Regions from separate parts of the Homo sapiens genome. Here region 1 is linked to region 2. Evidence: chromatin contacts called from ENCODE Hi-C or POLR2A ChIA-PET data. All regions are on one chromosome and are shown on one strand. Each heading gives the region's core, a stretch centred on a gene start or an enhancer-like site at or near the end of the contact. The rest is flanking DNA. Distances are from core to core; before and after follow the strand shown.

The links. Hi-C counts contacts between places; a loop is a spot of excess contacts on that map. ChIA-PET counts read pairs that join two places held with the same protein, here RNA polymerase II (POLR2A). Pooled maps may share reads with other maps.
Region 1: a loop to region 2 is called in a pooled map, with 2.2 times the contacts of the local background. The contact joins the promoter of SLC17A5 here to the enhancer-like site in region 2. A Hi-C loop is called at or near these places in 1 of 37 single-sample maps with no recorded cell type and 1 of 50 pooled maps. POLR2A ChIA-PET finds 5 or more read pairs at or near these places in 1 of 52 experiments (activated T-cell).

The regions. Positions count from the first base shown.
Region 1 is chr6:73,652,095-73,656,699 of GRCh38, forward strand. SLC17A5 (solute carrier family 17 member 5) reads right to left here and starts at 1,898. Exons shown (of 11, transcript NM_012434.5): 1 at 1,699-1,898. The coding sequence starts at 1,792. RefSeq lists a silencer at 1,344-2,013 and an enhancer at 3,013-3,102.
Region 2 is chr6:72,646,798-72,651,145 of GRCh38, forward strand. All of the region lies in intron 1 of KCNQ5 (potassium voltage-gated channel subfamily Q member 5), which reads left to right. All of the region lies in intron 2 of KCNQ5-IT1 (KCNQ5 intronic transcript 1), which reads left to right. Among named protein-coding and RNA genes, the nearest start is that of KCNQ5-IT1, 18 kb to the left of the region's middle. Within about 2 kb of position 2,321, at least 5 of the 41 ENCODE cell types and tissues checked have a DNase peak (open chromatin) inside an H3K27ac peak, as active enhancers do.

The DNA.
Region 1 (4,605 bases), core at 648-3,147, 1.0 Mb after region 2:
AAAACAGTATGTTACTATTATTTCCACTTCACTTGCTCTCCAGTGGGTATGTAAAGAGGGAAAATAAAAAAGGAAATGGTTGTAACAAACGTAGCCACCTAAAGCCAGGAAGGACAGGGCCAGTACCATAAGATCCATACACTCAACACATGAATCAAGTAGGGATTGTTTTTAAAAGGGATGCTATAAGCTACTTTTTTAAAAATCAACTTTATTGAAGTATAATTTACGTGATAAATGTATACATTTGTCCATCTCAATCTTTATTGAGATGTATAACTTTTCTATCCACATCTCTGCTAACATTTGGTATTATCAGCCTTTTGGATTTTAGCTATTCTAGTGGGTGTATAGTGCCTCGTTGTAATTTTAATCTGCATTTTCCTGAGAATAATGTTTAACATTTGTGCTAAATTTTGATTATACATATACATATTTTTCAATTGTAACAATGTAATAATCTCTGGCAAATATCTTTATTATAACTTTTATTTCTGTATTTCTATATTATTTTATGAGGAATATTATACAATTTGAACACTACAAGCCACAGAAAATGATCAGTTTATGGAACTAAGTCCGACTTCCAGGTAAAACGTAACTATGGTATGGTATTTACAGTTTGTGTTGACTAAAATAAGCTCCCGGCTGCCAGATGGAGCTATAAGGTTGCCACCTCTACTGCCACCATCTGGTAACATTAAAAACAAATAAAAATATAGAAACTATACAATTCTGGGTTAGCCAAAGTCAAATTTCCAACACAACTCTTTCTCACGCACAGATCTTTGAAACTATAGAATGCATTCAAACTGATTTGTTCTTTAGTTTTCGTTACTTTTAAATAAACTATATTACAAAAGTGTCAAATAGCAAAATATTTTAATTTTCTCAAATTCAGGGAAGATGCTTTATGACGTACCTGCTTTTCGATTTGTTCCAAGACCTTTGGCAAATTACTTTAGAACTCCATAGGTATCTTGAGGATAACTGAACCTTTTCCTAACTTAAATCATAGACTGCCAGACGGAAAAAAAATGTCCTCGATGTTTTTAGTCTCTTACTGCACAATGTCAAGATATCAGCTGGGTTATACAATAGTTGCCCTCTGCATACTCACAAATGTTAACTCCAGTCCTTTTTTGTCTTCCCTCCCCGCCTAAGAAGCTACCAGGTCACATGCTGGCGGATACGCAGTGGCGGAAACCTAGCGGTGACAGGGAAGGACAGCCCTCTGCCTACTGATCTGCAGGTTTCTCCTCCAGTTTGCTCTTACACCGGGGTCCTCCGCTCGGACCTTAGCCCATTCATTTGATGATTCTCTCCCAGTTCGTTCTTCCACTGGGTCCCTTGCTCAGCACTACCCAAAATAACCACCAGCTCAGCGCCGGCTGCACCGCCGCTCCCCCGCCCCCGCCCCCGCCCCCGCCCCCGCCCGGTGGGGCTGCACCTGCCGAGGCCCCGGCTCGGCTCCGCGATCACGGTCGCGGCCCCCGGGGTTCCCGAGGGGCTTCTGCGCACCGAGGCAGGCGGGACTGAGCGGCACTCTGAACGGGCTCCCCTCTTAATGTCCCCTCGCGCCTGAGCAGCTCCGGTCCCGCCGGCGCAGGGTGCGGGTACCCGGGCCATGCCGGCCCAGAGACCGCCGCCCCCGGTACCGCTGCCCACTCGAAGCCCCTGGACGACCCCGCCGCTTACCGGCTTCGGCCCGTGGGGCGCCCGGTAGAAGAGGCGTGCGGTCCGTGCTCTCCTCGCCATCGTTCCGGGCCAGGTCTCGAACCGGAGACCTCATGACGCCTACGTGAGCAGGTGTACTCGCCACCTGGCAGAGAAGGGAGCGCCGGCCCGACAGCCCGAAGCCCCCGGGCCGAGCTGGCTGGACCGGGCGGGGCGGGGGCGATGACACCGCCCCGCGGCCACGTCTAGTCCCCGCGGTCCCGCCCAGAGGCGGCCGCGCCGACTCCGCCCCCGCCGCCATCTTAGGTGTGGGCAACTCTGGCTTGGGTTGGACTAGGGAAGCGGAGTTCTGGGAGTTCTCGTAGGATTGGCGCAAAGTGAGCCCGCTCCGCCCGCCGGTCTACGCATGCCGGGGAGCCGGTGTTCGGACGACCGTCTCCCGCTCCTGCACCCCCTTGTAAAGTGCAGGGGCCACCCTGCCCGCAGCGAGGATGAGTGGGGGCTTGCGGGCGGGCAGTGGGGACTTGAATTGCACATAATTAAGGGGAGGGCTTCGACCGAACTAGGGAAGTGGGTGGTGTGCATTTCACAACTTGACATTCGCTTGTTAGCGGTCAGTTGCCATACTGTTAGCAACCTTTGTACGATCTACCTCGTGACTGTGGCGGCATATTTACCTCGTGACTGTGGCGGCATATTGTCCCTAAAATAGCTTTTTTTTTTTTTTTTTTTTCTCCCAGGCAGGGTCTTGCTCTGTTGCCCAAGCTGGAATGCAGTGGCGCAATCGCAGCTCACTGCAACCTCCAACTCCTGGACTCAAGCGATTCTCTTCAGCTCCCCCAAGTAGCTGGGACTACAGGAGCATGCCACCACATCTGGCTAATTTTGTTTCTACTTTTTATTTTTGTAGAGGCTTGGTCTTATTATATTGCCCAAGCTGGTTTCGAACTCCTGGGCTCAAGCAATCCTCCTCGGCCTCCCAAAGTGCTGGGATTACAGGCGTGAGCCACTGCTCCTGGTCCTAAAATAGCTTTTAGGCGGAAAAACAGCAATGGAAATTTGTTGAGTCCTATGATGTTGCTGGTTTTATAGGTAAAAGTAATCAACATAGGTAGTTTCATATGGTTCGACCTATGGAATCCTCTGATGTATGTGTGCATGCTTTATCTCCACGATAGAATTTGGATAGATTGTGCTAGCATTTGCGGACTCTGAAAGTGAAACTAGGAAAACCCAGCTTGCCTTGGCAGGGCAGATCTGGATCCGCCAATAAAGGCTGTCTCTGTGGAGGTAGAAAATAAGATGTAGATGCTCTCGGAGAGTTTGGTGTAGACAGGGAAGACCCACAAGCCACTAATTCAGTAAACCAGGTTAGAAGCTTAGTGAGGTTCACGTGAGAACAAAGGGGAGGGTCCTTTACCTAGAAGGGAGGGCGAGGATTTCTGTAGGCATCCCTACCTCCAGATCAGTAAATGCTAGAAAAGTTCTCAAGTTAAAGCAGCAAATCAAGCCTTGTTTCTGAGTTACTGAATTACCATGTAGATTTTTACACTCTCTAAGGGTTGTAGAAAAATGCAATTTTCAAACTGGATTATGCAGAGTCACCTGGCAAATCCTTTTAAAATGTAGATTCAGATTCAGCAGATCTGGTGTGATGGTTAATTTTATGTGTTAACTTGCTGGTTGTCTTTGGATGAGGTTAACACTAAAATCATTGAACTCTGGGTAAAGATGGCTGCCTTCCATAATCTGGGTGGGCTTCCTTCAATCAGTTGAAGGCCTATCTAGAATAAAAAATCCGACTCCCCCACTTCTCTTGCCCAAGCAAGGGAGACTTCTCCAGCAGAGTGTCCTCAGACTTCATCTGCACCACAGGTCCTCCTGGGTCTCCAGGCATGTGCACCATCATCTGTTTTGGGTCGAGTTGGCCAGCCTATATTGTGAAAGCCAAAACTTTATTACCCAAACTACCCAATTGGGGCTGTTTCTCTGAGAAGCCCAGTACATCTGGGATGTGCCTGAGATTCTGTATTGCTAACAAGCTCCCAGATGACCAAGGTTATAGATAACTTGGGCCAGGGAATATAGTTGCAACAGACTTGAAAGACTTCAAACCAGAGGAATTCTTTTTTTTAATATTTTTTATTTTAGAAATTTTAGGTTTACATAAACGTTGCAAAGATAGTACAGTGAGTTCTCCATACCCTTTGCTTAGTTTGACCTATTATTAAGATCTTACATTAGTATCATGCATATATCATAACTAACGAGCCAGTATAGATAATTATTAACTGAAGTTCATACTTAATTTGCGTTTCTTTAATTTTTACCTAATATCCTTTTTCGGTCCCAGGATCTCATCCAGGATGCCACATTACATGTCTCCTTAGGCTCCTCTAGATCGACAGTTCCTGACTTTCATTGCTTTTGCTGACCTTGACAGTTTTGTAGAGTACTGGTAGGTTTTGTAGAAAGTGTCTTAATTTGGGTTGTCGAATTTTTTTTTGAGACGAGGTCACGCTCTGTCGTCCAGGCTAGAGTGCAGTGGCACGATCTCGGCTCACTGCAGCCTCCACCTCCCAGGTTCAAGCGATTCTCCTGCCTCAACGTCCCGAGTAGCTGGGACTATAGGTGCATGCCACCACGCCCGGCTAATTTTTTGTATTTTTAGTAGAGATGGGGTTTCACCATGTTAGCCAGGATGGTCTCCATCTCCTGACCTCCTGCCTCAGCCTCCACCTGCCTCAGCCTCCCAAAGTGCTGGGATTACAGGCATGAACCACCACCCCCGGCCTGAATGTTTTTCTTATAATTAGACTGGGGTTATGGATTTTTGAGGGAAAGGTCATAGAGGTAAAGGGCCATTCTCATCATGTAATGTCAAGGGAATGTGCTGTCAACTTATTTATCACTGATGTTTATCAGTAG
Region 2 (4,348 bases), core at 1,071-3,570:
TCCGGCCATGTCTATGAGCACTGAGATATGAATCATCATTATTTATACACTTTAGTCATATTTGAAGTTCTTCTTACTAACCCTATAAAACTCTCAAATGAATTAGAATCCTCAAATTCACATAACTATCCTATCCATTTCCTGTAGGCAGAGCCATATGCAAAACTAACCCATTATTGAGAGGTGCTTGGTAAACATAGGCACAGAACAGACTCTAATCACGTCTTGTAAATCTGGGGTCCATTATAAATAATAAATAAAGTTTTATTGAAACACCATTATGCATATTCATTCATTTACTGTCTGTGACTATTCTTACATTACAACAATAGAGTTGAGTGGTAACAACAGTGATCTACAGCTGAAAAAGCTGAAAATGTTTACTATCTGGCCTAGGCCAGAAAACTATACTTTCTATCATGTGTCCTTGCCGTGTAGGCAGGTGACTTATGGAGAAATGGGATGAAAAAAATGGACATGGTGAGTCAATCATCAGTAGAGTTGAATTGAAAGAATGCCATTAGTTGGAGTCAGAGTCATGGCAAGAGAGAGAGAGTGTAAGGTAAAGTTGTGAGGAAGAAGAAACCATGCATTAAGAAGAGAAACCTGGTCAGGAGACAGAAGGCTGTACAACAACCCAGAAAAAACAAAACAAAACAAAACGAAAAAAAAAGAAAAAAAAAAAGAGATGCCATAAGATGAGAGAAAGAAAGAGAGAGGCAGAGACAGAGACTGAGAGACTGATCATCTGGCATATGGCCCTGAGGCAGAGATTAGCTTGTTCCTCAACTTCCCTAGGTTTCTGATAGCTGTTCAGTTCACAGACACATGCATGTAATGCCCCTGACCTCCAGGACCCCCATCTATGGACAGCAAGGAGCTCTTTTTGCAATCAAAAGAGAGGGACCAAAACAGATCATTATGTATTGCGCCATAATGAGGCAAATTTATTTCTCTTATTTGTAAGTTCCTATGGGAATGACTCCCCCATTAGATCACAGTATTGACGATAAGCATGAATAAGCTAATTTGGGTAGAAAAGTCACTTCATGTAGTAGAATGTAATGTTGACTGTTAAGATATCTCATACATCATGAAATTAAATAAGATTTCCCTTTTATTTCATTTGTTCAGCCACTCAGTAAATATTGAAGACCTATTAAGTATAAAGAAGTGCAAGACAGCTTGATGGATTAGAACATGTATGTAACAAACCCACTCCCAGGGAACATGTACAATCTTGTATGAAAGTTGAGACAGATACACTGATGACTACCACACAGAGAAACCTATGGTAATTAAGTTTGATAATTATTTATAGCAGTCACATTATGTACTAAAACATAAAGAACATAAGGCCATTCACCATGGCTATTGAGATGGATGAGGCTGAGCCTTTGACGTTGGAAGAACAGTAGCACTGTACACAAGAACTGAGGATCACTTCTTGCCATCAAGACCAGGGAAGCCATCATGGAACATCGTGCAGTGGGCACAAGAGATAGAATGCCCATTGCAACATCATTGGTAATAGAAAAAAATGAAAATGTCCATAAGGATAATAATGAGTAAATAACTGGCAGTGTCATTGTATAGGAAAATACCATACAGTAATTGAAAGGAATGAATTAGAGCTACATGAATCTATATTGATATATCTAAAGCCTAATGTTGAGCCAAAAATAAAGGTGCAAAAACATTTTTATAGTGTGAGACGAACTATGCAATATTTTAAAACATGGCAACCAATACTTTTATATTACTTAGACCAGCATACATATGTTGTATAGATTTTTTTTTAATGTTTAGACTTGGTAGATACTAGGATAGCTTTTAAATATGGAGGGGGAAAAAGAGAGGAAAATGATATTAAGGAGGCATATGCAGGAGTTTCTACTGTATGTGAATATTTAAATTTTTTTAAAACCTAAGCCTGCAGAAATATAGCAAAATGGGAGATGAATACATGGGCCTTCATTTTTTTTTTTTTTTTAATTCTCAGAGGTCTTCTGTTTGAAATATCTCAGAAGAAAAAAAAAGAAAAGCCTACGTGTGTTTATGTGGAGACACATTCCAAAGAAGGGACATGTGGCTGGTTATACTCAAGGTGGTTATGTTCAGTTAATCTACCAAACTGGATGATACGGGTCAGGACCCAGTTTTAGTTCAGAGATCCTCAGTTTTATTGTGTGCTTAGTCGTATTACTCAAATGAGTGAAATTAGCTTTTGATAGAGTCAGGGTACCACTTCATGTGACCAAACAAATGCACGAAGCCTGGAGATGGCTGTGTTTGAGCACAGGCTTTGTCCTGCTCGCAGATGTGCAACTGTGCATCTATGGACAGCAGTAGAGGGCTTCTAAGAACACTGGTGGCAAATATGTCAGGAGTCCCTGGCCAATACTGTTGATGCGAAGCTAAGGTTCTAAACAGTTTTGGATCACAGCCTCTTTCAGAATCTCTACGTATTTTAAAAACCTGTGAAGCATGTCCTTAAACAGACATGCACGTGTATGTGCACATATGCATGATTACATAAATTTCCACAAGTTCATAAACCAAGGGGTTTAAGAACCTTAGTTAGGAAACTCGTGTATAGGCACATTACCTTAGATAAATTTGGTCAAATCCTCCAGTGAAGATAACTAATGGTGCAGTTTCTGTGAAAACACACAGGACTCTGAAAATGGAGCTACGGACCCAGTAAAGAGTTTGTACAACTCAGTGAGACTTCCTAAATTCATTGATTTACATACTCTACTAACCACCATCAATCTTGGCACACAAATGACCAGAATATACAGAATCTATCTTTGCTTTATTTGTTTTGTAATGGTTCTTGAATGCTTCTTTAAAGAATAAAACTACTGGACATAGAAAATTCTTCAGCTTGTACAATCATTTAGGATGGTGTAATTCAGATGAAGCATTACACGTGAAAAGGAAACTCAGTCAGATGACAAGCAAATTCTTGGCATCCAACCCTGACCACCAATGCAGAATATGACTAAGGAATAACATTTTTAGTAAAAGGTCACAGACAACATGAACTTAACACATTTTATTCACCTGGTGGCAAATAGAAATGAAATCCCAGAAGCTTGGTTCCTTGAATAAATATTGCAGCAACTGACACATCCAAATATATTTAATACAAACAGTCTCTCATTGCAAGTGCTATGTTTTTTCTGACCATTACATATTTTTACTCATTATTTACACAGCTAATGACTGTTTTATAATGTTAAACTCAACCTTCCATTTTTCTGAAATTATGTTTATATAGTTATTGGTTTGATGGAATAATTAAAATGCACTTATGTGAGATATAAACTAAGTTTCCTTTTCCTGTCTTGTTTCTTATAATTTAATCTGTATTAGGTCATTCAACTAGTAATTGTTATTCTAATAATTTCCCCTATTTTCTTTTCTTTGAACTGGCTGACTAGCTAAAGTGTATAAAAACAGTGACTCATAGACATGCATTTTGAAGTAACCAATATAAATAGGTACATTCTGGTTATATCACATTTTAGACAACTGCTTAGTCAAATGAAATGCAAAAAGAAAAACGGAAAGAAAACTATTTCAAATACCTTGAAATGTGTGCTTCAAGCTGACTTTCAGAATAGGTGCACATTTATATAGCTATGTAAAAAAGAAGGGGAAAAACACAGAAATTCCAAAATATTTTCAAACTGGCTTAGACATCTTGACACTTTACTGTTTTCCTCTGCCAGGAGAGTAAATGAGTGGTTTGCCCTCTGGGGAAAAATCCATTTAAAAGCGAAACTATTTTAAATGCATACCTTTTTACAAGAAAGAAAAGAATAGTTCTTAGTAGTGGGGGAGTGGGTAGGATATATGTATATGGAAGGGCACAGTGAAATGTATTAGTATAGGGTCTTGTTTACTTGTAAGTATTTTCTTCCTTTTTGTCATTCCTCACACATTTACATGGTTAGCACTGGTGATACAAAGAAGAAAGAAATATTCCTAGCCTTCACGTGGTTTTAGTCTAAAGGGAGAACACTCAGGAAAAACAGTGTGCATCAACCTAGAGATGCCATGAGAATGAAATGTGCAGTAACTAATCCATGGAGGAGAGGATGGTCAGAGGGGGTCGTGTTTAAATTGGGTCGATTAAGGTTGCAAAGGGTCAGCCTATTTTAAGAGGGCAGGTGGGAAGGAATAGGAACAGAGGCCAAATGCAGGAGATAATATTTTGTAAACTGTTTTGTAAATGATAAATTGTACCTTCTGTGTGGAGGTAAAGTATGAGGGGAGATTTCTGCCTTCTTCCTATCTTGTTCTTATATATTTGTTCATATATTTAACATAGCTACCC